2 separate regions of the Homo sapiens genome follow, and region 2 is linked to region 1. A link is a loop called in an ENCODE intact Hi-C map of the cell type or tissue named here. Cell type or tissue: endothelial cell of umbilical vein. All regions are shown on one strand. Links, peaks and the distances in the headings refer to the core of each region. The heading gives the core; the rest is flanking DNA.

What was found. A loop is a pair of places that touch in the nucleus more often than their neighbours do. Peaks named below come from ENCODE experiments on the same cell type or tissue, not always from the same donor. Only the 100,000 strongest peaks of a DNase experiment are listed, where the experiment ranks them.
Region 2: it touches region 1 in a loop (4-fold over the local background); 9 of 110 quality-filtered maps call a loop at or near these places.

The regions. Positions count from the first base shown.
Region 1 is chr9:99,333,719-99,349,017 of GRCh38, forward strand. No RefSeq gene overlaps it. Among named protein-coding and RNA genes, the nearest start is that of NAMA, 34 kb to the right of the region's middle. In endothelial cell of umbilical vein, for the core only: no CTCF peak of the experiment used is centred there; a DNase peak (open chromatin) is centred at 6,753; H3K27ac peaks cover 1,648 bases.
Region 2 is chr9:99,423,117-99,438,415 of GRCh38, forward strand. The region is part of intron 2 of LOC107987011 (a long non-coding RNA gene); the gene reads right to left. Among named protein-coding and RNA genes, the nearest start is that of NAMA, 56 kb to the left of the region's middle. RefSeq lists enhancers at 10,031-11,230, 10,539-10,658, 10,669-10,748. In endothelial cell of umbilical vein, for the core only: no CTCF peak of the experiment used is centred there; DNase peaks (open chromatin) are centred at 8,215 and 10,645; H3K27ac peaks cover 2,516 bases.

The sequences.
Region 1 (15,299 bases), core at 2,990-10,989:
GAGCATCTGGAAGAAGCACAGCCAGGCACCCACCCTCTAAAACCATGATGTCATGTGGGGCCCCCAACTCCCAGACACTGTGCTAAGGATGGGGGAAGAAGGGGTAGACTTGGCTCTGGGATATATGGATGTGTGAGGAAAGGACCACAGCCAAGTCCCAACTCTCTTGTTCTCTTCTCCCCATCTCCCAACACTCTCCTCCTATCTAGGAAATGTGTTTATTTCCTACTCTTACTCATATCCTGCATTCTACCTGCTCAGAAGTTTATGAAAAAGCACCATACTATAAATCTTTTCTTCTCCCAAGAAAACTTTGTTTTTGAGAATGAAAAAGCACCCTACCATAAATCTTTTCTTCTCCCAAGAAAACTTTGTTTTTGAGAATAAAATTCTTGATTTTCACAGTTTTAAGATCCTAAATTGGAAGTTAAAGTTTGAACTGATATCTTTCTCTTTGCACTCCAGCTCTAAAAATCCTTCGTCTCCTCAAGACAATGAACCTCTGGCTGAAAAGGATATATTTGATGTTCAAAAAAGTGAGAGAAAAAAACACATTAAAATACTTTAAAATGTTATCTTGTCACATTAACTTTCATACTCCTTCAATAATAAGCAACAATAACATAAAGTAAACCTTTTACACAGCTGGAGTTTTTGCTATTAGATTGGTGCAAAAGTAACTGTGGTTTTCGCCATTACTTTTTCCTGTAAAGTTCCTGATGATAACCATGATTACTTTTGCACCATCCTAATAAAACGGTGACACAGTAGGTGTCACCTTTTTGCCACACAAAGTAGGTGGCATTGAGCAGTATGGAGCCTAGAACGAGGAGGGTGATCTTCCAGTTTTCCATTGTCCTGTGGCCAGGTTTTTGTTTCACATGATAAGTGGGTCATTTATAAGCGCAAGTGTGTTCAGGTACTGACAAAGAATAGAGGTGTATTGACACCACGATGTATAGAGAATAGTTGAAGAAGCTGTATATTTTAGCCTTAAAAAGACCTCAAGGCAACAGATCAGTTAACTTCAAATATCTAATAGGTTGTCCCTTCTTAATATTTTAAATTATACTTGCACATGTATTTTGGTTATGTCACTTCTTGTCTATTTTTGAATAAGGATGAATAGGTAATATATTTCCAAACAAATACAATACAATTCAATTCCTTACGTTGATCAGATGGACCAGTCTAACATAGTATCATCCTGTACTGTTACATCCCAGCTTTGCTCCACTTTGTTCCATTCCTTCCATTAAGAGTTGCTTGTCCCTGGCATCCTGCTGTACACTTTAACATTTCCACATGGAATATCCCTCCTTCACAGGGAATTGTATGTCAGGTGGGGGTGTTGGTGGTGGTCAATGTTTTTGAAACTATTTCATCACGAATGCCTATACTGGGAACAGTTATACAGCTTCATATTTAAACTTCAGTCTATTTTACCTATTTTATCTCAGGTAAGAAGCAGAGTCCTATTTAGGAAAGAGAAATTTGTTTTGTATCAAAACTCAGTCACTCATACTGCCACACATTTTAAAGCCTAATTAGTCTCTTATTTTAGAGCCTAAGGCAACAATGAGATCTGAAAGGCCCTTAGATATACTGCAGCTGTGGCTAAAAAAGAGGTTTCGAGCATATTATTCATTCATTTGTTCATCTATACATTATTGTACAAGCATTTATTGTGTATTAGAGACAGCGTTAGATGTGGGGGGGAAATAACAGTGACTAAAACACAAGATCTCTGACCTCCTTACCATTCTTTCGGTGCTGAGATCATTTCCTTACTCTTTCATCTTTTTTTGTTTTGAGCTTATTTGTGGTTTCCCCTAATTATCAGCTCTTAAGAAATGATTGGAAGCCCAGATTCCAATTTCATGCAAGGCACATACATTGGATGAGACCGGCCATATGCCTCAATTGGCACTTATTTCTTTTGTCAAGAAATGATTTGTTATGCCTTTAATAGAGATTTAAAAAATAGATGCAGTTTTTCCAAATCTCTATTACACATAATGGAGAATTTTCTAAAGCTCATTAGTGAAATGAACACTGGGCAGTTGACACTGAGTTTGGGCATAGGGATGCCAGATTGAATACATTATTTGGGACATACTTACTAAAGATTGCTTGTTTATCTGAAATTCAAATTTAATTGGAAAATTTTCCCCCTAAATTTTTGCAATCTTATTTGGACATCATAAATTTTATAAAGTAGATTAGGTCAGCAATTCATCTTTCAGTAGAATCCGGGCTATGTTTCCAAACACTGCCATCCAGAATTGCATATAAAAGAAGGCTGGAGGTCCTTTCGTATCTGAGAGAATTCTATCTCAACCTTACTGAAAAGTCACTGTGAGACTCCTTAAATGGAGAGTAACACAGGCATTAGAAAGGATGCAAAACATTCAAGAACCAGGGGCCTCTCGAGGGCCTGCCTATATTCGAGGCTGGAATGAAACTCATGAATGTGAAACTGCTCTGTAGAGGGCATGACAGTTCTTCAGGTGAATCTCTGGGTTCATGGCATAAACACTCCTTTATATAATGTTTATCTCAAAGACTAGAACAGTTCCAAGAGAACTCCTCTCCCTTGCCAAGAAAAATCTATTTTTAAAAACTCTTATTACAAAAAAACCCTATTTAAATATCATGGCAATAATCCCTGAGGAAAGGTGTAGTATTATAAAGAAAATTGTAAAATAAAAAGATTCAGGAAGAACTCTTAGGAAAATTTCTCTCTCTTCCCAGCTGAGACTTCCTGAACTCACATACCCAAATGACTCCAAAGAAATTCAGTATTTAGTATTTTTAAGTTATTTGTACATGAATATTTTACAAGGATTTTAAGAACAGATGTTCTCATATTACCCCTCTTGCAAATTTTCAAAATAGTCTTCTAAAATATCTTTAATATTCCAAAGTGCTTAACCTTTGTTCTGAGGTAATTACAGGTAAACACCTCATTACTCACTGGGCGGGTTTTTCAAGAATGTTTCTAAATCATGCAATCATCAAATGTCTCCAGCACCTGGTAGAGTCCATCAAAGAGTGGGATGAGGATTTATTCAACACAAATGCCCAGTGATGTCACTGACAGTAGTTGATACTTCTTTGAAAATTCCCTGATGACCCAGCTTCACACAAGAATTGAAAGGCAGAGAGTGAAACCAGCCATGGATGATAAAAAGGCAGGAGAAACTAGGGATGATTAGGCTGCAAAAGACATAGAAGGAAGACAGAGGGCTTCCATTCAAACCTTGAAGTGCTATTAGAGGAAGAAGGGATTGGGTTGGTTGTATGTGGCCCTAAGCAAGGACATGCAGCAGAAACTGAAGGAAGGTAGATTTCAGTCGATGCTGTAGAAGCTCCTCAAATGATGAGAGTGCCCAATTCTCCACTATATTTAGGGGGACTATATATCAGCAATGCTATACCTGCAGGGGAACTGGTCTAGATGGAGCCTACCTTATCAACTCTATGATTCTGTGGTTCACAAAATTTAGCAAGAGTGAAGGCAGAATGTGCTGCTTCTAACCCCAGGCATTGGGGATTTCTATTTGAACTTGAATCTCAGCTCTAGCCGAGTGAACTTGGATACATTGCTGAGGCTTAGATCTTCTAAGAACAGCAAAACATTGTGGTGAGGATTGAATAGCGTATCAATAATGCCTGGCATCTACCAGGTGCCTAAAAAATGCCTTGTTAAAAAAAAAAGTAAATAAAGAAAACTATTTCACCTGGGCTGGGCTTTGTGTTTCTGAGGTCTGAGCTTTCTCTGATAGATTCACAAGCACACCTGTGGGAGAAAAGCAGGCCATCCCAAAGTTTAGTGGGGTTGAAGAGGTAAGTAGTCTGACCCCCAGTAGATTCAAGAGGAGGTGATTGCAGATTTCACAATGGGTAGATGACTGAACCAGCTGTGGCATTGCATCTTTGGGGCTATAGGGCATGAGAGTACGTGAAAAGACTGGGTACTAAAAGTTATGGCCTTTCCTTAAAGGCCAGTTTCGGCTTTTAGACACTGGGCAAGCAAGACTCTTCTGCAGGAAATAGTAGCAGCACTAGACAGCTGGTGGGATGCATGGTATGGATCATGCTGGCACTGGATGGATGGTAGAGACTCTGGATGGATGGTGGGGACACTGCATAGTGGGGTATACTAGTAGATAGAAGGGGCACTGGATGGGTGGTAGGGGCACTGCACAGTGGGGGATACTAGACAGATGGAGGGGGCACTGGATAAATGTGGGGGGCACTGGATGGATGGTGGGGTCACTGGATGGACGATGGGATCACTGGATGGACGATGGGGTCACTGGATGGAAGGTGGGGTCACTGGGTGGACGGTGAAGTCACTGGATGGATGGTGGGGTCACTGGATGGATGGTGGGGTCACTGGATGGATGGTGAGGTCACTGGATGGATGGTGGGGTCACTGGATGGATGATGAAGTCACTGGATGGATGGTGGGGTCACTGAATGGATGGTGAAGTCACTGGATGGATGTTGGGGTCACTGGATGGATGGTGGGGTTACTAGATGGATGGTGAGAGCACCGGAAGGATGGTGAGAGCACTAGATGAACAATGGGGGTTACTGGATGGATGGTGGGATCACTGGATGGAAGGTGAGGGGCACTTGGTGAATGGTGGGAGTCACTGGGTAGATAGCAGGGCACTATATAATGGGGGATACTGGATAAATGAAGGGGGCACTGAATGGGTATGGGGGGTATTGTATGGACAGCGGAGTCACTGGATGGATGGTGGGGACACTTGGTGGATGGGGAGTCACTGGATGGAAGGTTGGGGCACTGGATAGATGGTGAGAACACTAGATGGATGAACGGGGGGATGGATGGAAGGTGAGGAGTACTAGATGAATGGCAAGGGTCACTGGATGGATGGTAGGGGCACTGCATAGTGGGGGATGCTGATTAAATGGAGGGGGCACTGAATGGGTGTCGGGGGCACTGGATGGGCAGTGAGGTCCCTGGATCAATGGTTGGGGCACTGGATGCATGGCGGGGGACTAACTTCAGTGTCCGTGCAGGAGTAGGGACAGTCATGGTCACTCCAGCTGAGAGCTGTAGGGGGCTTTTCCTGCCTAACAACATTTTCAAAATGTGTAAGCCCTTGAGGTTTTTGTACGATCTGGGGGAGGGGAGGGAGTCATGAGAGTAAGATAGTGCTCTCCTCTGCCTTTGGTGGATGGGACCAGGAAACAGTTCTAATTTAGTTTGCAAAATAAATGAAGGAGGTCTTCCTTGCATCCTTGGAATATGGAGCTCTTTGGACTGCCAAGGTCATCTTTGCTTCTCCCTGGCCCTTTCTCTCATCAGTGCTCTCTCTTCGCCTTCCTCTCAGCCTCACACCTCAGTACACTCCCTCTTCCTCCTCCTCCCTGCAGACTGCAGGCATCTGTCTTGGAGCTGCATTTACAGACTATTTTCTCTTTTTCCTTTTTAATATTAGAGAAGGTTATGAAAACATGAAGGAGGAGATTTATTTTGTTATGATACTGACTTTTTGTCCTTACACAGTTAAAAAACATAAACAGAGTAAAGCACTTTACCAGCTTAGGCCTTAGTTGCAATCTCTTTAAAATGCAGGGGTTAGAATCTCTAACAGCCTTTCTAGTTCAAAAGTCTTGTGATCTTTGATATAGTTGGGAAGTACTATTCAGTCATATTCACACACCCAGTGATAGACCTGGAGCCGTGGTGATGCCTTTGGCTATCCTAACTTGTGTAGCTGACTTGCCCATGCTAAGGGCTCACCCTAGGAAGAAGGCCTGTGGGCCTGGGAGAGAGGCAGGTTTTACTCCCATACTCAAAAGCACTGCAGGAGAGAGTGTTTCCTAACTTCAAATTGCTCAAAGACATGAAGCTCAGGGTCAGCCTCACCTCTCGATTTGCAGCTTCATGGAAGACCTATTCGAAGTAAAATATTAAAACATTTTTGTTTTTAACACGTAATCACCAAACAGTGTAATCAAATACTCTTCTGGTCTTTTCCTCTCTCTATAAGAATCCTTAATATCTTTGTGCATAAAATGGGGGTAATTGCTTGTGGGATTATTGGAAAGACTGAATGAGATAAGGTATAAAATGTACCGCTCAAGGATTTTGTGAATAGGAGCTTCTTCGTAGAAGCTATTGCCAGTAAATCCCATGCTCTTATACCTCCTGTTTTGTTTACATCAGCAACAGGTCATGACTATCCTCCCTCATATTCCTCAGGGTCCTGAAAGTATCTTTTTGTTGTTGTTGTTTGTTTGTTTGTTTGTTTGTTAGAGATGGAGTCTCGCTCTGTCACCAGGTTGGAGTGCAGTGGCGCGATCTCGCTCATTGCAACCTCCAACTCCCTGGTTCAAGTGATTCTCCTGCCTCGGCTTCCTGAGTAGCTGGGGTTACAGGCAGGTGCCACCATGCCCGGCTAATTTTTGTAATTTTAGTAGAGACGGGGTTTCACTATGTTGGCCAGGATGGTCTCGATCTCCTGACCTCATGATCCACCCACCTTGGCCTCCCAAAGTGCTAGGATTACAGGCGTGAGCCACCGCGCCTGGCCCAAAGTATCTTTTTTTGCGAAACCAGATTTCTCAGCCACGAGCACAATGAGTCCAGGGGATCATCAACCCAGTGATCCATTTCTTTGGAACTCTACTTGCATGATTTTCCATATTTAATGACATTCCACCAGCAGGATAAACATACACGCAAGGTTGAATCATCTTTCCTTTCCCCTTGGATCAGGAACCCAAGAAAACAGATGCAGGAAGCAGGTGGGAACGCTGGTGAGCAGGATGTTGCTTCTGCCATGCTTCTACTGCTCAGCGGCCCCAGCGGGGATGTGGTGGGAGGAATGAGGGGGCTCTTCAGCTATCTGGGGGCTCATCTCAATAATATACAGCAGGTCTTCAGACAAGGGACACAGTATGGGCTGCCTAAAATAGCTCTCCCAGAAGCTTTCAATCAAGGCCAGAAAGCAGCAGTTTCCACAGCAGCAGTCGAGAGGGTTTTGGGAGAGCCACACCACACTGCTGTTTTGTTTAGAGCAGGGGTGTTCAATCTTTTGGCTTTCCTGGACCACAATGGATGAGGAATTGTCTTGGGCCACACATAAAATACACTAGCACTAACGATAGCTGATGAGCTTAAAACAAATACATTGCAGAAAAATCTCATAATGTTTTAAGAACGTTTACAAATGTGTGCTGGGCTGTATTCAAAGTCATCCTAGGGGCTGGGCGCGGTGGCTGACGCCTGTAATCCCAGCACTTTGGGAGGCTGAGACAGGCGGATCACGAGGTCAGGAGATCGAGACCATCCTGGCTAATACGGTGAAACCCCATCTCTACTAAAAATACAAAAAAAAATTATCCGGGCGTAGTGGCGGGCGCCTGTAGTCCCAGCTACTCGGGAGGCTGAGGCAGGAGAATGGCGTGAACCCGGGAGGCGGAGCTTGCTGTGAGCGGAGATCGCGCCACTTGCACTTCAGCCTGGGCGACTGAGAGAGACTCTGTCTCAAAAAAAAAAGAAAAGAAAAAAAGTCATCCTAGGCTGCATGTGGCCTGTAGGCTGTGGACTAGACAAGCTTGGTTTAGAGATTCAGGACACATGGACAATGAGGGAAATTCTATAGGAACCTATACAATTTGGCTGCCAAGGGAGAGAACTAACACACATCTGGCAAGTGTATTCTGGCTAGAGGAGGAGAAGGGGTCCCCAGAGAATATCTCTTTGAGCACTTTTAGGGGATAGAAGGGTTTCCAGATCGGATGAAAGAAATGACAAAAAAGAAAATTAAAGATGAGGAGACCTCCAAAGAGATAAACAGAAATCAAAGTGTGGAGAGGGGCAAGTGGAAGAACATGACATTTAAAAATGTATATACAGATACCCTCACCTTATTTCATAGCAGGCCTTGAAGACATTTATAGAAGCATACACAATACAGAAGGATAATACATAAATGAAAGGATTTGGGTTTCAAAAGGCTTTTGAAACTTCTGGCTAAAGATGGCAGCATAAAGGCATTTGTAATTCTTGTCTCTCCTTAGAAACACACTGAAAACAAACATGAATAAAACAGAGGGAAAGAAAACTCTTCCTATTTAGTGGAACAAGGAAAAGGCCACAGCCCCAAACCACAAACTATGAACCACACCGTGAAATCTGGAGAAAAATGAGAGAGGAATAGGGATCACCTCAGGGCTTGAGCAGGGAAGATTTCTCTAAATGTGAGTGCTTCCATCCCGAAAGGAGCCTTTGATTAGAATGACCCGCTCTAAGGCTGGATGGGCCACTGGATAGATAGGAATGTCCCTGTGGAGGACCAACGCGTCCTAGAGAACATCTGGGAAGTTGGAGCTAAAGGTGAAATCCACCATTTCCATTTTCCGAGATCAACTCCTGGTTAAGAGCAATGGCTAGAGTCGAGATGGGTGATCAAGGCTTGGGAAGCAGAATTTGCTATTTGCCAGTGAGCCTGTAATTTAAAAGGACTTGCTGTGAACACCATGGACCAAACATTGCAGGAAAATAAGCATCCAGTGTAAAGGAAATAATGGCTTTGATGAAACAGGGTCAGAGACAAGAAACCTAACCCAAAGTTTCAGACTCTTCCAGCTCACTTCTGCTCATCTCCACATGAATCTTCAATAAACAGCTAATGGCATCCAAAGCCAATAAGAAACACAGAAGAACCCACACGGGGTTAGGTATAGGTCCTGCGAAGAAAGGAGGCAGATGACTTACGAGGGGGCACAGCATAAGGAACATCTTGAGTATGTCTGAAACATCCAGGATGCTTCACACTGGTGTGTCATCTAGTGGTGACAAATGAAAACATTATTTCGGTTGTGAAAAAAAACAGACTTGGTTGTGGACTTGAGTTAGCCAAGTAAATATTTTCTTGGCAGTGTACAACATCAGTGCAAAATGCCTATTACACATTCACTATAATTACAGCATTCAATTAACATTCTCAATGATCGCTTTGGGCCCGGTGGTGGCTGAGACTTGGGAGGTGTGAGCTCTGCCTTATATTTTTGCTTGGAAACTGCGAATATTTGAATTTGGAGATTTGATATGGAAAAACTGGTGTAGAGAATAGAAGGCGGATGTGAGCTGTGGCAGGTTCACATCACAACTCGTTGCCCAAACTTTTCAGTGAAACTGATCTTACTAAGTTAAAAAAATCAGTTTCCAATCCAATAGACACTTTGAATTATTAGTTTACTCAATATATTTATGAGGAATATAGGGTTTGGACCATCCTTTTCCTCTGCAGAGGATTAGAAAGGTAATCTAGAAGGAAAGATGTATGTAGCAAACACATTATACCTCTTCTAAACACAGGGGGGCAATGATTAATTGAGTACCTCTTATGAGCAATTTGTGGTTATTTGTTAAGTATATAACCACTCTGTGAAAAAGGTGGCATTATTTCCATTTTACAGGTGAGAAAACTGACTCAAAGAGGCTAAATAATTGGTTCAAGATCACACAGCTAGCAACTGGAGGAGCTGGGATTCAAACCCAATTCTTAGGCAGGGCGTGGTGGCTTATACCTGTAATCCCAGCACTTTAGGAAGCTGAGGCGGGTGGATCACCTGAGGTCAGGAGTTCGTGACCAGCCTGGCCAACATGGTGAAACCCCATCTCTACTAAAAATACAAAAAAATTAGCTGGGTGTGGTGGTAGACATCTGTAATCCCAGCTACTCAGGAGGCTGAGGCAGGAGAATCATTTGAACCTGGGAGATGGAGGTTGCAGTGAGCCGAGATCGCGCCACTGCACTCCAGCCTGGGCAGCAAGAGCAAAACTCCATCTCAATAAAAAAACAAACAAGCAAAAAAAAACCTCCAATGCTTAGAGAACGAGCCAATTAGCATCAAGAGTCAGAATATGAGGCCGGGCTCAGTGGCTCACGCCTGTAATCCCAACACTTTGGGAGACCAAGGCAGGAGGATTACTTGAGCCCAGGAGGTCTGGACCAACCTGGGCAATGTGGCAAAACCCCGTCTCTATAAAAAAGACATGAGCTAGGCGAGATGCTGCATGCTGTAGTCCCAGCAACTTGAGAGGCTGAGGTGGGAGGACCACTTGAGCCCAGGAGGTCAAGGCTGCAGTGAGCTGTGATTGCATCACTATACTCCAGCCTGGGTGACAGAGTGCCACTCTGCCTCAAAAAAGAAAAAAAATAGTCAGAGTATTGGAGCATTCCTCAGTCAGAAGTGCTTCTTAAAAGAAATCAACCTACTTAAAAACTTTAATGGAGTCCAAAACAGAAATCTGAACATAAGCATTTTACTGTATTTTCATGCATACAAAATCTCATCAAAATGGCCAAAGGAATATAATAAGAGAGAAAAAAATAAATGTGCAGGCAAATAGGGAAGGGTGCTATCCACTCCCTAGAAATGACAAGCACTTTCTGCAGATTGCAGTGAAGATGTATCTGGATAGGAGGGGTGGTGGGCTGATCAGGAACACCTGATCACATGCCATTAACACCTGCTCACTTGTGCATGGGTGGAGATGAAGGTGGCCCATGGGACCACTAGAAGCTTATTTGAGCAAGAAGTAGGTCAAGGTGCACCCTCTTGCCTCACATGGGCCTGCATGGAGACCTGTTGAGGCAAGGTCCCCATTTTTCATCAGCCTTTAACATAGGCGGTGCCCAGCACCAGGAAGTGGCAGAGTCAGGGCTTGAATCTGCTCTGGAATTCAGAACATTTACAGCTGGGAGGCTGACCATTTACCCAAATGGTGTTGAGGACACCGAGATAATTGGGAAGCATCCTTACCTTCCATGAGTCTCAGTCTTTTGTGGGATGCAGAGTAAACTGAGCTATGACAAATGTCAGGGAAGCCCCCAGGGGCATGGAAAGCTCAGAACAGAGAGTGATTCTGTGTTTAACATAGAAAAGGAGCAACTTCAGAAAAGGTGATGTTGCTGGACCTTTTTTTTTTTTCTTTTGAGATGGAGTTTCACTCTTGTTGCCCAGGCTGGAGTGCAATGGCACAGTCTCGGCTCACTGCAACCTCCACCTCCTGGGTTCAAGTGATTCTCCTGCCTCAGGCTGGTCTTGAACTTCCGACCTCAGGTGATCCACCCACCTCGACCTCCCAAAGTGCTGGGATTACAGGCATGAGCCACTGCACCCGGCGTGGACTTTAAGGTTACCGGGTAATTGTTGACCTATGGGGGCAGGTGTGGCTCAGAATATATGGAAGTATATGAGGAAGAGAGGAGTGGATGGGATGATGGGAGAACATTCTTGGGAAAATGGAAGAGACTGCTCACCCCCTGCCACACACACTCACACACCCGAGGGGGCACGCTTCCAGTCCCATGAGGAAAGTTTGCTGAAAGGTGCCTGAGGTGCCTGAGCAGGGGAGTGGGTGGGACAGTGTTCTCCCATGAATGTCTTAGAATGTTCTGGGATATTCCTGGGTGCTCTGGCAGGAATCATCATGAGGGTAGTTCAGGGAAGAGGGAGGGATTGCTGCTTTTTAATGGCAGCAGGAAACTCCCTGCCATTAGAGAGGATAATGTGGCTTTATACTTGTGTCTAAGGTGGCCATCCAATTATGCCACATCCCTGGGTCTCAGCTAAGAAGACTGAGAAGTAAAACAATTATGTTGGTACAGGCTAGTACTCACTGAACATCAGCTTCCCCATCTGCAGACTGGAGCGAGGTAAAAGTTCTCCCATCATGCAGTGACTGTTAGTAAAGAGCCTGGAATATACAGTATAAGCTTAGCAACAATAAATGGAATCATTATTTTTTTCAAGTTATCCCTATTCCAAGTTCAGTGCTTCTTTCACTAGTCACCAATGACCTCTTCTGGAAAAGCAAACAGAGAAGCAAACAATTTTAAATTTAATTTGTACAACATGTTAAAATTTGTTGGTTGCATTCTTCCTACATCCTTGGGCAAGCTTTCTCAAGCGTTCTCATGTTAGTGTTTAGTACATGTTGTTCCCTCTGCCTAAAACCCCTTTCCTCATCATTTCCCCAATTGACTTCAACATTCAGTTCAGCTGTCACCTGTGCCCCTGCCTCTGGTCTGCATGTCCCTCTTCTGATATACCTCTAACATGCATACCCTCACCCTGGATTGTAACCACTGGGACATCTGTCTCTCTTACTAGATCATGAGCTTCTGAGGATAGGGGCTGTGTTTTATTTCCTTCTATCTAGTTCCTAGCATGTAGTAAACCCAAACAAATGTTTGTTGAAGATCAAGTTGAAACAGAACTTGGGAATTATTTGGAGGAAAATGCATTTTTCCATTATTTGCTTTGAGTCACTATGCACTGAAAAAAAAAGTTCTGAACTTAGATAAATTCTCATGATTCATTCATTTAAATAATCCCTGCTCCCTCTGCCCCAAGACTCCTCAATACTGGCATTGTTCCAGGCTCTGGGATATAAAGATGAATGAGAGAGTCAGTTTCTGCACCCAAACTGAATGAGTATGACATCAGAAGTCTACATCTTGTATTCAAGGGGAAGAGCCACCAAGCTTCCCCTACAAAGAGGTGATGGAATTGTCTCCCAGTAGTTGGCTCTGATGTCTGTATTATAAAGCATTAATCTAATGATTGAACAGTAAAATACAAAGCTGTTGAATTTGGGCCCTCATAATAGGTGTAGAAATAATAGTGGTCCAGGGGTCAGGAGATCCAGGCTCTTGTGTGTTTAGTTATGAAAGTTTGCATGACTTTGGGCAACTTGCTTCCTCTCCTGTGGCCTCAGTTTCTGCCTACGAATAAAGAGATGGGAGGAGACAATCTCTATGCTTCCTTCCATGAAGCTTGGGTCTGTGACAGCTTAAAGCAGGCCCTGAAATCCATCAGCAGGAGCACTTTGATTGGGAAGATACCCTATGGCTCACAAATTGGACTTTCGCCTTCCCCAGCTGTGTGAATGGCATCTCATCAATACGGTCATAGCATCTGGCTTAGAGAGTCAATGCACTGCCTCTGAATTGATTTTCAGAACCTTATTGCTGATCAGTAAAGGCCGTCTTAATATCTAAATGAAAGTCTATGAACTAGACCAACAAAGTGGCCTCAGAAAGGTGGGGGCAGAATTCTGAGTACCAGGAGGTGACTCTGTTTATTTGTTTCCTAATTCTAATTAGAGAGAGGAAAAGAGTGTCAGGAGCCTTTAGTGATTCACATCTTAATAGCCTGGTTATAATTTATTAATCCCTTTCATCAAATTTTCAGCATCCCTTTCCCCAGGAGTCTAAGACTGACTCAAATGTATTTATTGTTTCTAGGTGGGGTGTCATTAAATATTTGGCATCTCCTAAAGCTGGTTGGGAAACTGGATTATATACTACGTGCAGGCACACAATTTCTGAAGGGAAAAGCATGAACTGATAAAACATTAGGCAGAATGAAAGATATATGCATATTTTCTGCAATATTGGCAATACAGAGCTACCACTTCACTCTCTCCTGCAATTTCCCCTCACCAGTTAATCCAGTGGTTTTCCTTAAAGTAAAGCACCAGTACAAATAATACATGTGTTTATTCATTATTTTATTCATTCTAGTCCTCTTCACCTATGATGCACCAGAAATGTGGCAACATTATTAAGGGTCTATCATTACCACAGAGCAGAAAAGTGTTTCAGGGGTCATTGTAAAGATCAGGAAACTGAAGCCGGGAGTGGTGAAAAGACTAAGAATCATAGCTTTTTAAGATGGAAAAGGATCTAATAGGTCTATTCTCTTTTGAGGCTGTAAACCTTCTACAGCATTTCTACCCAAAGTTGTCCTGCCAGAGACAGAGAGCTCATGATCTTCAGAGGCAGCTCTTCCATCCTGGAGATCTGGCCATTAGAAAGTCCTTCCTCAGCTGCACTAAAACCTTCCTTCCTTCAGTTTCTTCCTTATAGTCTCGTGGTTTCTGAGACATCCTTGGACCCTCGTTAGCAAATGAGAGGACTGGATGCTGGGTGAAGCCAGAGTGGGAAGGATCATGGGAGAGGGACAGCCAAGACACACACAGACACCAGTAGCCCCGGGCACTTCTGCCCCAGATGGGATGGTTTCCTGGATACAGTGGAACATTAACTATTCATACAACTTGTTCTGATTAAGAAAAGGAAGCCCTCAACGTGCTTTAATCTAGTTTATTGGAATTCTATAATAGATCTTAGTGTTAAAGCCTCAGCTAATAATGTCTTATTTTGGTACTTTTGAGCCTTTGTATTTCCCTTGGGTGCCTCATGAGAAAGAAAGTGGTTGGACCTAGGCAGAATTTAGAGTATACCTGGCTCCCCTGCCCCAAATCCTTTTTCTTTCTGTTTCCCAGGCTGGAGTGCAGTGGTGAGATCTTGGCTCACTGCAACCTCTGCCTCCTGGATTCAAGTGATTCTTGTGCCTCAGCCTCCTGAGTAGCTGGGATTATAGGCATATGCTACCAGGCCAGGCTAATTTTTGTATTTTTAGTAGACACAGGGTTTTGCCACCTTGGCCAGGTTGGTCTCGAGCTCCTAGCCTCAAGTGATCCACCTGCTTTGGCCTCTCAAAATGCTGGGATTACAGATGTGAGCCACTGGGCACAGCCCCAAATCCCATTTTTATATCACCTCTCAAACTTAGGACCTCTCAGACAGCAGACATTGACACTGTATACCCTTGGGCTCACATAGATTATCCTTGAACCCACAGAGTGCACATTTGGGCTCACACTGTCCGTTCTCAGCCTCCTTCCTTGACTACCAGATGCATCATTGGTCCCTTTGGGCCTTCTGTTTCTTAGTTCCTCTTCTCCTTGTAAAAGCAGGGGCCCTTTAGCATCTTTGGTCCAACATTTGTTTATATAACCAGGGCCTGCCCAGCGCTTCCAGCTTTCTTAATCACCAGTTTTCTTTGGAGAGCAGGGCCTTCAGCATCTTTATTGGCCTATCTTAAAAGTGCACATACTCCTTTGTGGAGCCTTTTCTCTTCCCTATGAATAGGCAACATATAAACCTTATAACTTAACCAAAATCTACAAATTCTATCTTTATAGTTATTTTAAATAATATAAACCAGTTCTCTCCTAAGAGTTGTCCCATCCATGCATGATGAACATGTTCATGGAAGACCCAGTATACAGACCCTCCACCTGGCTTCTAGTTATCCTGGAGCCAGCTTGCTGAAGGGCCTTAAGGTTTCCCAGTGGCTTGGTGCACCACATCTGGAGCGTGTGCACATCTCACACCCAGCCCACCAATGAGCAAGCATGATCTGGGGAAGCTCGCCTTGGGCCTCCA
Region 2 (15,299 bases), core at 3,684-11,683, 90 kb after region 1:
CATATATGTGAGTACAGTAGTCCCTCCTTAGCTGCAGTTTTGCTTTCTGAGGTTTCAGTTACCATGGTCAACCAAGGTCTGCAAATCTTAAATTAAAAATTCCAGAAATAAACAATTCACAAGTTTTAATTGTGTGCCCTCTGGTTCCATCCCACCCAGGGCACAAATCATCCCTTTGTCCCGCCTACCCACCTTGCATCCACTATCCACCCATTATTATACAGGAAAAAGCACAGTGTATTTAGAGTTTGGTACTATCCGCTGTTTCAGGGATCCACTGGGGGTCTTGGAACATATACCCCAAGAATAAGTGGGGATAAGGGGGAACCACTGTATGTCCGAAATGTCTAGAGAGACGATGCCAACGTGGCATGTGGTTAATTCTGGGTAGTCGGGAGAATAACTGGATTTGAGGATGGTGGTCAGATTTTAGCCTTATCAGTAATATTTTTAATGTCTTACAGGTAGATAAAAGTAAAATTAAAAAGAACTTATAGATATTTCAAAAATGGGGACATGAAAGCAATACAAATGTAGAAAAAATATAAAATACCACCTAGAAAAATAAATTATTAAAATTTTGGTCTATTTATTTCCTATATTTTGTCTATGCTTGCATATAAATTTATTTTAACCCTTTCCCCCAATTTTATATAAAATAGAAATTATTTTATGTTGTTTTTTCCCTTGGCACAGGTTTTCTCCGTGGATGCTCCTGTAGCTTGTGCACCAATCCCCGATTTCCAGCCACCTCTCACTGTGCCCCCATCCCTGATTTTCCAGCCACCTCTCACTGCGCCCCCATCCCCGATTCCCCAGCCACCTCTCGCTGCGCCCCCATCCCCAATTTCCAGCCACCTCTCACTGTGCCCCCATCCCCGATTCCCCAGCCGCCTCTCTCTGTGCCCCCATCCCCGATTCTCCAGCCACCTCTCACTGTGTCCCAATCCCCAATTCCCCAGCCACCTCTCACTTTGCCCCCATCCCCGATTTCCCAGCCACCTCTCACTGCACCCCAATCTCCAATACTCCAGCCACCTGTCACTGTGTCCCTATCCCCGAGTCTCCAGCGACTTCTCACTGTGCCCAATCCCCAATTCTCCAGCCACCTCTCACTGTGCCCCCATCCCCGATTTCCAGCCACCTCTCACTGTGCCCCAATCCCCCATTCTCCAGCCACCTCTCACTGCGCCCCAATCCCCCATTCTCCAGCCACCTCTCACTGCGCCCCAATCCCCGATTCTCCAGCCACCTCTCACTGCGCCCCAATCCCCCATTCTCCAGCCACCTCTCACTGCGCCCCAATCCCTGATTCTCCAGCCACCTCTCACTGCGCTCCAATCCCTGATTCTCCAGCCACCTCTCACTGCGCTCCAATCCCCGATTTCCCAGCCACCTCTCATTGCGCCCCAATCCCCGATTCCCCAGCCACCTCTCACTGTGCCCCCATCCCCGATTCCCCAGCCACCTCTCACTGTACCCCATCCCCAATTTCCAGCCACCTCTCACCGTACCCCAATCCCCGATTCCCCAGCCACCTCTCACTGTACCCCAATCCCTGATTTTCCAGCCACCTCTCAGGCCCTCCATGAAAGCCTGGGTAGGGGTGTGAGCTAGGGTGTGGTCCATAGCTGGGGTAGGGACCATAACATCACATGGATAATCGCTTATTGGGGTTTGCAGAATTCCCCTAGCCCAGCCAGAGGGCCTGGTATGATAGGGGATTTAAAGTGTTGGAAAACAGAAACCCGGAAACAACTCCTTTTAGAGTATGAGTTTATGACTTGATTTTCACACACATTTTCACTCTGTGTGAAAGTAGGGGGTCACTCATGTTTGACTTCATCCCCCCAAACGGGATGGAACTGTGCAAAAAAACAAGAACCAGCTTATATGATTGAAAAGGGAACAATCTGACATCGCTAACCCTCTAAGGGGCTGTGACTACTTCCAGTCTGCAGGTCCACAATTTAACTCAATTGGCGCACTGCAAAGTGTCTGTTCTGTGGCTTATTTCAAGCACCACACATGCTAATGAAGCAGCTCCTTTGTGCTAGGCACTGGGAAGGGCACAGGATGGAGACAAAATATTAAAGACCTTGTTGCTGGTCTTTGGCTCCTGTGGTCCAGAAGGGAAGATGTTTACATGAAGAGTCTTGATTCAAGGCAGATTGTGATGTGCACTGTCACTACCAGAGCCCTAATCAATCTGTCACACTTGAGTGTTATAATGGGAATAATAGGATGAAATTCTGCTATCCTTACATTCATACACATGAAGGGAATGGGAGCCATTTTTCTAATTGGCTTGCATGGATTCATTCTTGAACTCAAAAAGAAGTCACAACCCTACTGTGGCTGGAATGTCCTCTCTATGTTCATTCATGGGGCTGTCTAGAGAAGTATGGCTGCATTTTAACTCCAGGTCAAGGGAGGCTAACATTAAATACAGCCCCTTAATACCTGGGAGGCTGTGTGAGTTTTAATCTTTCTGGACTCCATTTCCTCATCTGTTCTCTTTTGAGAAACAAATGAGTTAATGGATGTGAAAGCAGGTTCCACATTTTAAACAGCTATAGAAATGCCAGGCTGTTAAATAGATTTTCATCAGAGCTGCAGGTTTATCGAATGTTTATATTTAATCCTTGGAGACCCTCGCTTTTATTTGAAATGCAGTATTCATCTGCTCATTTTTTTGTGAGACTAATCTTTTTATCCAATGTCTTGAGTCTGTTTGCTAGAAAGCTGTCTAGGTGACAATGTTAATATTCAAGAGCCAATCTGAAAACACTTTCCATCTAAGAAGTGTTAAAAATCACAAATGTGTATCTTTTTAAAAATTGACTTTATCCATTGTTTTACAACCTTGGTGAAAATATTGCCAGTTTTTAACATATGCCTGCTATGAATATTTCTGCTGCTCTTTCTTCATGGGTCTGAATGTAGTTCTTGATTTATTCCTTTTAAATAACCTGGTAATCCCTGGAGGAATATCACAATCTATAAGTAGCACTATTTACAATAAGATGGATTTTCCTATCTTGCTAATTAGAGTATTAATTTCCATTTACAAGTGGTTAATTCCTAGCATCAATCCTTGTCCTGTCACTGGATGGGGTCATTATTTTCAGAGAAAGCCCCAGGAATGTCTTTTCTAGTCCAATCTTCAGTTATGTTACCACATAACAGAAAAGGAGAGGAGAAAAATAATGTCATTTCCTTGGTGTTAGACTAAGCAGGCATAAAATCACTTAGGTTTATTTAACACACTCTTCACACAAACAGAACTGCAGCAGTCTGGATTTCATCAGTTTCTCAAAATCATTTTGATTGTCCTCTCTGCTTTATCCTTCTACAACCAAACCAAATCTCATCTGTGCACCAGGTATAAAAGCATTACCATCATCATTGCAATATGTATATTCCCATTCCACTCCCCTTGCAAATTTCACTCCATCTCCAGGTGTGAGAAGAAAATCGTGCAGCAAAAAAATTTCCCCACATGCTCTGTTTCTCTGCTTTGAACCCTCAGCCACAGCTGCCAGCAGGGGCACCTCAAGAGCTTTCAGGAATTCAATCAGTTCCTAGATAAGAGCATAACAAGATATTATCTTTCACACTGCTTTTCTCTATGACTTGGATTTTCTACTTATTGAGTAGTCTAATAATTTCCTTTCTGATGGGACACAGGGGAAACAAAACCATGAGGATGCTTCTAGGGCTGGAGTTCAGGAGTTTAGGAACCCCCACAAAACAGGCTGGCCCTTTCCCCTTGTCTCTTATTATTGGCTTCAGGACAATGGAGATCGGAGGATGATCAAGATGTAAAAAGCAGCAGAGACAAAAGTCAAGGTAAGGAATGTAAACCTGAGCTGTACAGAGGAGGACCCAGAATCCAGTGACCAGGCTGCAGTGATGGGCAGTGTTGGCCATAGGACACTGGTCCAGAGTCAGTTCTTGGAACCTATGTAGGCTTCTCATAACATTTCGTCTTTGTCCTCAAATTTCAGAGCAGGGACCAGGGACTTCAGAAGTCATCTAGTCTTTTCTTCTCTCTTGATTTGTAACTCACAGTTTTCAAGGCACAGGAATTCTAGATGTAAATAAGCCTAAAGAATGACCCATCCTACTTGGAGCAGGGGGACTGAGGGCTGAGGAGAGATGTTTTGAAGAACAGAATGGAACTAATGAAGGATTCAGTGTGTCTGAATGTTTTAATAGGAGTTTTACAGCTTGGTCAGAGAACTTGGGAAAAAATTAATGATAAATACACAGAGAACTATGCAAATTTCTAAAAAGAGGCACTTACCAACTCTAAGAAAAAATGTACAAGAAAGGAAATGAAACCATAGTACACTCTATAGCTCAGCTGTAAGTGTAGTTTATAGGATCATGACATTGTAAACACTAAATAATGATCTAACCAAATATTGTAATGTGATTATGTTAGGAAGATGGGAGAAGAAGGGTGTGAATGGAGAGGCAGTGAGGAAGAGAAGTAAGTCAAAACTTCCTTAACAGGAATCTAATAGATGGTATCTAAAATGGAAGAAAAGAACTATACCTTTTATTTCAAAATTGGAGGGTAAATTCAGAAGAAATCACTATACAATTTAAAGTGCTTGCTACTTGAGGTGGAGCAGTAGTCCTCTGGGGTAAAGACTTTTTTTTTTTTTCCATAATAAATCTTGTAGTTCTACGTTAAAGGACATGGACTTTTTAAAGGATGTTTGTGCATTTTAAAGGGAGTCACTAGGACTGTCCATAAATATTCAATGTGCTGTTGAACTTAGGTGATGCCAAGTGATGTGCTTTGGTTAATGAAATGGGCCTGGAAGTGGGGCTTCAAGAATGAGCACACAATCCACCACTTTCCTTCTATCTTGGTGTTTGTGGATGATGGAGCTGGATTTTCCCTGCCCTGTGGTCCCTGTGTAAGAACAGCACAGAGCAGAGCCCTGCAGTCACCCTATGACTGACATGGAGTATGAGTAAAATGAGGGCTTTTGTAGTTTTAAGGCGTGGAAGGTGGATGTTTGCCAATGCTTATAACTTAGCATCTCTGACTGCTATAATCACTTCAATTAAAGTAGACTCAAGTAAAAAAGTGAAAAGATGAAAATAGCCAATTCTACCTATGTCACTGAGTGTGGAGCAAAGGGTGGAGAAATAAGAATCAGAAAAAACAACTGTGAAAAAGACTTCTAGGTATTTCACATATCATATATATATCTAAGCACACAGTGTATATACACATAAACAGAAATTTCAAAATGCATAAATTATATAGTATTTTTATAACACTATAAATAGATAACACATGAATTATATATATACAAAACATGTAGATTATATAGTACATAATCTAGTAACATAACAACGTTACTAGATTATGTACTATATAATCAGATTATCTAGATTATCAGATTATCTAGATTATGTACTATATAATCTATTTTTTTATATATATAAATATACATAATTCTGCATATGTATATAGGCAGAATAATGGCCCTGAAAGATGTCCACTTCCTAACTTTTAGAACGTGGGAAATATGGTACCTTACATGGCAAAAGAGACCTTGACAGGTATGACTAAGGTGAAGGACCTTGAAATGGGGGGATTATACTGGATTATTCTTGTGGGCCTAATCTAATTACATGCATCCTGAAAAGCAGAGAACCGTTCTTGTCTGCAGAAAGCCAAAGAGATGGTTGTGTGAGATGGACTCTGTTTTCTGCTGCTGGCTTTGAAGATAGAAGGGGCCACAAGCCAAGGGAAGCAATTGATGGCTAGATCTGAAAAAGGCAAATAAATGGATTTCCCACTACTGTCTCCAGAAAGAAATGTAGCCCTGACAACACCTTCATTTCAGCCTCATGAGATTGGTGTTGGAATTCTGACCTAAAGAATTCAAAAATACTAAATTCGCATTTTTTAAGTCACTAAGTTTGTGGTAATTTATTATGTCAACAATAGAAAACATCCACACACACACGCACACACATACACAAATTTTAATGGAAACCAAATTGGGATTTTGAAAAGTTAAATATAAAATTAAAATTTTAAAAATTGTCAACATGTTTAGAAATAGAAATGGAATGCTTATAGTAGGCCTTAAAAATAAAAATATATTGGCCGGGGGTGGTGGCTCATGCCTGTAGTCCCAGCACTTTGGGAGGCCAAGGCAGGAAGATCACAAGGTCAGGAGTTTGAGACCAGCCTGGCCAGCATGGTGAAACCCCCGTCTCTACTACAAAAAAAAAAAAAAAAAAAAAAAAAAAGCCAGGTGTAGTGGCACATGCCTATAATCCCAGCTACTTGGGAGGCTGAGGCAGGAGAATTGCTGGACCCTGGGAGGCAGCGGTTGCAGTGAGCCGAGATCATGCCACTGCACTCCAGCCTGGGTGACAGAGCAAGACTCTGTCTCAAAAAATAAATAAATAAATAAATAAATAAAATATATATATATGAATAATAATATCTTCCAAAAATGTACTGGTAAAAAAATCTAGGGTATAAATTTGAACTCTGTTACTTGCAGGGTAAATTTGAACAATTCACCTGACATCTCTGGGCCTCAATTTTCTCATCTGTAGCAACAATAGAATAAAGATTAAGTACATGAACATGCTGTTACTATTTGTTTAGGACAAACAAACCTATGTAATAGGTGATCATTAAATGCACCAAACCAGTAACAAAAACAACCTACTTCACTTGTGTGTGAGTCCCAATTCTACAACTTATTAATTGTTTTAGTCATTTACTATTTATAATTCTCAACTTCTTCATATATTTATGGAGATAATAAGACCTTTTGCATTTGCTGTGATGGTCAAATGAGATAGTGTTTTAATAAACACACATAGAGAAATAATCTTTTTAGAGGCCAATACAACACTGAAATGGAGGGAGCAAGAGTGGAAGCTGGGAGACAAATTAGAAGGGTAGGGTTATATCAAGGAGAATGGCAATGTTGACTTTGGACAAGGATATAAACCTAGAAAGTCAACATGTTCATTATCTGGACAGATTGATTAAAATACTTCACATCTCTGTGACCAACATCATATGGACATATATGAAAAGTCATGTCATAATTAGAATATCATGTGATGAATGTGGAATCAGGCCAAGGAGGAATGTCAGTCCACTGAGGCTGCTATAACAAAATGCCATAAACTGGCTGGTTTCTAAAAAACAGAAGTTTATTTCTCACAGTTCTGGAGGCTGGGAAGTCTAAGATTGAGTCACAGGGCACTGGCAGATTCAGTGTGGTGAGGACCTGCTTTGTGGTTCCTAGTTGGCTGTGTTTTCATTGTGTCCTCACAAGGCGGAAGTGGAGAACTCTGGTCTCTTTAGCCTCTTGTAAGGGCACAAACGCCATTCATGGGCTCTCCACTCATATGACTTAATCATCTCCCAAAGGCTCCACCCCTTAATACTATCACACTGAGAACTGAGTTTTAGTATATAAATTTTGAGAGAATACAAACATTCAGACCACAGCAGGGGGTTAGTCAGAAGGATCTAATGTTTAGTGGTCAAGTGTTGAGAGGATACATTCTTCAACAATAAGGATGAATTTGCCGAGAAAACAGGGATGTTCTAAGTCCGTTGGACACAATCCCTTGTGTGCATCTTCACATTCAGTATACCCTTCCCATTAGGGCTGTTGACCAAGGCTCTCTTGTCCATGGAGAGCAATAGATGGCCAATAATAGTGTAAGTCCCTATGATTCTCCTACTCCTACTGGCTCCCATTGCTGGCAGGCTGCTGATTGGCACATTTTTTGCTTCAGCTAGGTTCATATATTTAATCACACAATGGTCAAGGCTGGCCCCACAGGGCCGTTAAGTCAATAATTTTCAAAAGTTTTACCATGGCTCATTGAATAGAGTAAAAATCACACAAAATCACCCACTCTACCCCTTTCCACTTCCCAGCAGATAAAGAATATTGTGATCAAAATGAGAGAGGAACAACATAGTATTCAAATCATAACAATTCAGCAATTACCCCCAAAGGGTATCTATAAGGATAAGACCTGTATATAATTTTACAAAGTGCTTTAATTAATTAAAGAATAACAGCAATTGGAAGTCAGATCCAATTCATGACAGCTATGATGATGCACTGATAACAACACATCCTGCCTAAGCATCTTGGGAATTCCAACTCTTTGTTTTCTGTGCGGTGTTGGACATTTGCCATGCTGCTCAGTACTGTGTGTAGCAGCTAGACTTCTTATTAGAACACCAAGTTAGAGTTCTTAATAAACCCTGGCTCCTTTTTTTATAAATATCAGATCATAATATCTTTCAATGACCAACTTATTCATTTTCTGTTTCCCTTAGCTATAAATAAATACAGTAATAAATAACATCTCTTAAGTATTTACTTTGTTCCAGAAAGTCTCCAAAGAGCTTTTTGTGCATTAAAAAATGAGCATTCATGGTATTTCCAATCATTCATTGGTAAGAAGAAAGTAATTACATTTTTGGTTTAGCTTGTAGCCTGTCAGAAGCCCCCATAAACACTGCTTTAAGGTAATTTGGTGTGTCTCTGTCCTAAGCCATATGTACTAACTTTGAAGTTTGACTCCCAAAAGCCAATTTTATTTTCCTTAGTTTGAAATTTGGAGAACTATTTTTTGTTGTCTCCAAATCCTGACCACAGTATATAAAAACATTTGCCAACTATTAACTATTGCACATAAGTAAAGGTTTTAGACTGGAGACTGGCACTAACACTCCCATCGCCATTTAAAAATAAGGAAACGGAGGCCCAAACAGAAAATAACAGGAGATATGATGTTTTCAAGGCCACTCAGTGAACAGGCAGAAGAGTCGGAACCAGACCCCCGTCCCCTCCTTTCAGCACCTTGCAGAGAGCTCCAAAATACTGAAATCATGTTCAGCCTTTCCTGGCCCATTTTCCACATACAGTATTATCAGAAAAGCAATTTTCTCCTTCTCCTGATCTTAGCTTAACAAATGACCCAAAAACTTTTAGAAATTTAAAACAACAAACATTTATCATACAGTTTCTGAGGGTCAGGAATCCAAGAGTGGCTTAGTTAGGTGCTTCTGGCTCTGGGCCTCTCACGGGGCTGCAGATAAGGTGTCGGCCAGGGCTGCATCATCTAAGGCTTGACTAGGCTGCAGAACCTGTATCCATGCTCACTCATGCGCCTGATGGCTGGAGGCCTCAGTTTCTCACCACACGGGCCTCTCCATAGGACTGCTCATGGCATGGCTAATGATCAGAAACAAATGTCAAACTGAAGAGCTTGAACTTTATTCTACACAAAATGGGGAGCCACTGATGATTGATGAGAATAGCTAAGAGTCTTTTCCAAAGCCTTTTTTAAGGATTCATTGATGTCAGTCTACTGTTTAATTCTCTGGGCTGAGGCCATTCTATGTTGACTAAAATACCACTATGAATAGCCAACAGAAACTCAATAAAACAAAATTTGGTAGCATAAATCCTGCAAACACCCTATGGTGACACATAAACATTACTGAAAGAGAAGCAGGGGATAACATACTAAGTGTCTCATTAGAATGAGAAGAAAAAAAGATTTATTTTTGAATTTTTCCTTTTACAAAATTTAGAATCACAAATCCTTTGACTTTGAATTAAAAAAGAACTTCGAAACGATCTAGAGCAATGTCAGCTGATGACACCAGATCTGTGTTTCTAGCTTCAAGCACTCCTCTGGGCATGAGACTGGTTTATTCAGCTCATGGACACGTCAGTTGGTTGAACATGGATGCTTCCATTTCAATAGGTCAGAAATTCGATTCATCATTTCCCACCCCCCTTCTGCTTTGGGTGTTTTATTTAATTAAATCATCAGGTGCCCAGTCACCCAACCCAGGAGCCAGCAGGCCATCCTCTGTAGAATGCGGGAAGTGCGTTCCTACAGTGGACATCACCTACTGATCCTGCATCTAAAACACCTCTATGCTTCTCTCCCTCTCTCATGCTCTTGAATCCACTGCTCCTCCCACATACTGGCTTCGTTATCTCTCCCCTGCCTCTTCTGCCTTCAGTGCTTTAGGAATATATTGCCTAGCATGAAATATTCTTCTCTCTTGCCTGAATGGAAAATTCTTTGTTCTTTCAAGACCCGGTTCAAATATCACTTCCTCTCTGTGTTATTAACCTACGCTTGATCTGCACTCCCCACAAATTATTGTCAATGTCTAACATCATGGCTGTGTACATATCCTCTCTTCCACAAAACAATGTACTCTTTTTATTTTATAGTTTGGGAAACTCTGGCCCCCAAACACTAAGACTAAGTGACGTACTGAAGTTCAAGTTCACTCAGTTTGTCAACAGCAGATCCAGGACTACAAGATAACCTAGGAACAGAGCTCATCCCCATGGCCCCCCTATGATAAAATGTCCCCTGCTTTTTTAGCCATAGCAAGTATCTGCTGGGCTGAGGCCTTGGTTGTCTTTGAGAGTGAGGCTGTACCCCTCAAGGATGTGTCCTGTGTTGAGGGTAGCAGGGCCTGCCTGCAAATATCCGGGTCAGCAGGCCAGGAGAGTTCACACTGAGGGGCTGGGCAGGGGTGTTCAGGCTTTGCTCACAGGATGACTCACGGAGAGGAAGTGCCACTCAGATTTGTGAGTCACCCTCTTGGGCTCCACAGAGGCCCTGTCACGCAGGAGCCTGTCAGCTTTCATCTCCATCTCTCCAACCCCTAGGGCCAAAAGTCAAACTTGGTTTCTGCTTACTTGTTTGATTTTTAGTGGCTCCTCCAGCTCCAGAACCTTTAGCAAGCAGCTTCCTTTGAAAGTTTAAGATGGAAATCTCTAAGCTGGCCCTGTGCTTCCCCTGACAAGTGTGTAATCGATGGGAAATCTCTCACTGGAGGCTATCCTATCTGGAGTCTTGATAAAAGGCACTTTCAGAGAGGTGAAAGGCTCTTAGAGACCTTTTACAAAGAACTAAGCTGGCCTAAAATTGTCACCTTTATCCTCCCAGGTGACCATTCACTATCACCAACTCTCTGGCAGAGAAAAATGTGAGGATACAAACACAAAGAAAATCACTCCCTTAATACACACGGGGTAGAATCCTCTTTGGGTCAGACAGAAAAGCAGTGACTTGGGAGAAAATTGTGAAGGGTGGTTGGATGCTAGGAGCTGACTGGGCTGCATCTTTGAGCTTTAGTTCTACCCTTCCAAGTCTCCTGTCCTCCTTGAAGTTCTCTGCTTTTGATTTCTGTGGCCACCAGCACATATGGCCCTGTTTCTCTTGAACATACTTGAAATGGGCCAATACTTTCTAAAAGGCTTTACTAACACACTGAAGAAATGAACATAGAGAAATACCAATGGCATTGAGAACAATCCAGTTTACTCACAACTATATCTTGGGCCTAAGAATCCCAGAGCAAGCATAGGAGACCTTCATCAAGCTTTCCCAAAGCCCCTATTCAATTCCACCCTCTGCCTTGCTTCTTCTCCAACATTCCTGCCCTTCCCTCAGCCATAAGGCTTCTGGGTACCATTTTGTTTTCTGGCACCTGGAAGATAGTATGAAGGATCCTCTTGTTCAAACCAAATCAGAGGAGGGAAGACCAGTGAACAGATAATTGAACGCTGAATTAAAGCAGTGCAGGTGGAGCGAGGCAGCAGTATAAAGACAAAATAAACATTTAGGAGTTGGAATAGATGGAATCTGGGGACCTGTTAGACCTGGAGTGGAAAGATTGAATCTTTTTTTTTCTTGTTTTATAAGTTATCTGTCAAACTCAAGCTGGGATTTCCAATACCATTTGGATGTTGGAAATAGTATTGCTAAAAAACAAATTAACATCAGAAACAGGAGAAGCACAGAGAGATACAAGAGATAGAGAAATTTTGTTATTAATAAAGATATATGTAACAGGGTGTCACTTTTTAAAAAATCTAATTTGTTGTTATAAGTTACATAGTATAAAATGCCTAAATTTTAAGTGTACAGATTGTGAGTTTTGACAAATGTATATACCCGTATAATTATCACCTCAATCCGCAAACAAAACATTTCCATCACCTCAAAATATTCAAAATGTCTTGCCCAGTCAATAACCCCACCTCCATCCCCAGGCAACCAACGATCTGCTTTCTGTCACTATAGATTAATTTTGCATGTTCTAGAACATCACAGAAGTAGAACCATACAGCACATAATCTGTTGTGTCTGGCCATCTTTCACTCAGCATTATGTTTTTGAGATTCATTCCCATGTATCAGCAGTTCATTTCGTTTTGCTGCTGACTAATATTCCACTGTTTGGCTATATCACAGTTTGTTTATCCACTCACCTACTGATGGATGTTTGGATTACTTCTAGTTTTTAGCTATTAAAAATAAAGCTGCTATGAATGTTTGCATACACTTCTTTGGGTGTATTTCCACATATTTCCATTCCCCTGGGGAAAAACCTGAGTGGAATTGTTAGGTCACATGTTAGGCATACATTTAACTTTATAAGAAAATGGCAGCAATTTTTTTAACCAATAGAACACTTTTTATCATTATTTGCCACAATTCAAGGATGAGGAAAAAATAAATTTAGCCCAATCCTACTTGAATTAAGTTAGTGGGTCCTGAATTAAAAAGATTAAGTAATTATAAAATGTTAGTCTAAAAAATATTTCTATAAAAAGTGTTTCTAAAAAAGTATGATGTACACCAAGGGGGGGAAATTTTTGTGAACTTGGTATATTTTCTCCAGAAATGACCAGCACAACATTGTTATTTTATTAATGGGATTCAATTATATAATGTACAACTGTGAAGGGCTCCACACACATACATGGGGTATTGTCATTTTACTCTAATGGAAGCTGTTAGGGGACTTGCAGCATTGTTTTGCTTATAAAATCATGTGGACCCAATGTATGCTGGGATATCATCCTTCTGAGTTCACTCAGCCAGAAAGTTGAGCATGTATGTTGCCAGGTAAGCCGGCAACTTGGAAAATTATAGCTCCACTGTTCTTAAGGGTTCCCCTGTGGTTGGGAGCCTTAACATTGCCCCCAAGGGGCCTAACATCTCCAGGATCAGCCTAATCATTGGCTCAGTAATTTCTTTAGAAGCTGATTGACAGCAGGTGCCAATCTAGATAATCACCAGAGAGCTCCAATTAAAAGCTCTACCCATCGATCCCAACCGCCAGGACTTGGGACTTTAATACAAATCCACAAGTAAAAAAAGTTACCCCCTAAGAAAAAAAAAAAGCAGCATTTTTGTGGATGCACCATATTATATGGCGAGGTTATACATTATTTATAATTCATAGATGCATTTTTAATTTATCCTCCTAAATGTTGCATTGTTAGTCTAATAAGGTTGGTATTCAGATCCTTTCTTTTTCAATTCTCCACCTTGGAAAGGGACATTAGTCTGGAAGAAAATATAAATGAAAAAGTATTTTTAGCACTGACAAAAATAGGAACCATTTGTAAGTAATTTGTTCTATTGTAATTGCCGGGGACTTCATTAACCACCTAAGGAGGAAGTGCCCAATGTTTTTACTAGTCTTCCAGATAAGACCAAGTTTAAAACACACACTCTCTATTGGGATTATGTGAAGATGTTAAAACTTCACCAGAAAGGTGACAAGGTGTCTTGATAATTGAGGCAATCTTGGAAGTCGGTTGGTGTGTCCAACAGCTATGAACTAATAGTGGCTAATCAAACACAGCAGGTCTCACAGATACCAGCAAATGCCAAACAGCTTCTTGTATGCACGGAATTCAGTCTTAATTAGTCACAGAGGAGGAATAGGCACATTTAAACTAATCCGAGGAATCATTATTGTTTGAGTTGCTTACACACAAACATGAAAACTGCTGCCCTCAAAACAATCAGTTCCCGCCTGCAAAGGGAGGGTGTACAAGATAGTCCACTGACCTTTATAAAAAGGACTGTCCAGAGGAGGATTCTCTCCAACATGTCTCCTTTTTATTATATCCTGGGCCTATTTCTCAGTAGCTCTATCTCACCTGGTAAATAATATATGTATGGTGCATGTTAACTCGAGAGTGGCTACTGACAAGAAATATAAATGAACTTTTAAATTGTTTGGATAGTTTGATGGATGAAGAGCTATAAGTACCAGTGGCAGAGAGTGAGATAGACATGACTATTAAGGCAGGCTTTCCACAGCTGTCCTGTAACAGGTGTGTCAACTGGGGATTTTCCTGTTGCCCCAGGACTGCTGCCAAGACCCTGAATGGAGAGAGCAAAAGGCACTTGGTGCTCCACTTTGGATGTTCAGGCCCAGCCACAACAACACGGACTTACTGAGAGTGCTAATTCCGGAATCATCTGCCAGATCCACCACCCATACCCAAACTCCATAGGAAGAAAAGACCTGAAGCTTGAGAGAGGATCAGCCTTGTGGTAGTGCTGCATTTGTGGAGACAGGCTATTCCCTTCCCATAAGGCTAAGGGGGTTCTTCCTGCTCTTAGACTCTCTTGAGGTTATGTGTTTTCCTTCTCTAAGTATTCACAAAGAAAGGAGATGCCTGCAAGGAGAAGAGCCAGCATTTCATTTCTTTATCACTGCTCAGGCTGTGTAATCTGAATGAGAAAAAGAGACAGTCTCCCCAGCCTCCTCATATGTGGAGGTCCCTGACTGCCCTCATGTAGAGGACAATGAGGCATCCATATCAGAGGAACATTGTGAGAAGTCCACTAGCTGGGGTTCAGTTGAAACTTGCTGCCAAACTTTTCAAGGGACCTCTAATGGCCAAAGGAGCTTCCTGGACACAAGTCCCTAATCAACCTGTCATGTTGAAGCCACCACTGTCCTATCAAAACTGCAGAAGATGAGTTTGACTTTCCGTGAGCCACCCCGGAGGCTACAACCTTACCCAGTTAAATAAAGAGACATCTTCTCTTTCCTTTCCCCTCCTCCCTCGCCCAAACCAAAAGCCTCAGCACCCAGAAGATGGAAGGGAAGGTGGTGTTTGAAACCACACCCAGCCTCCCTTCACCCCCTCCCAAACATATAGGATCAAGGCGCTTGCTGCTGTGAGGGCCCATTCCTTCTCTGTCCCTGGATGCAAGTCTAGGCAAGTCCCTTAACCTTTCTAGGAACTCACAGATAACAAAAAGTCCCGATGCTTCCAATCACAAAGACATTCTCCTCTCAGTAAATAAAATGAACAGTTGAAATGCAACTGTTGAAACTTTACTGCATTCAAAGTTAAAGCTCTCTGTTTCTCTCCCTCACCCACCATCTCTGGCCTGCCTCAAACTTGGAGACCCATG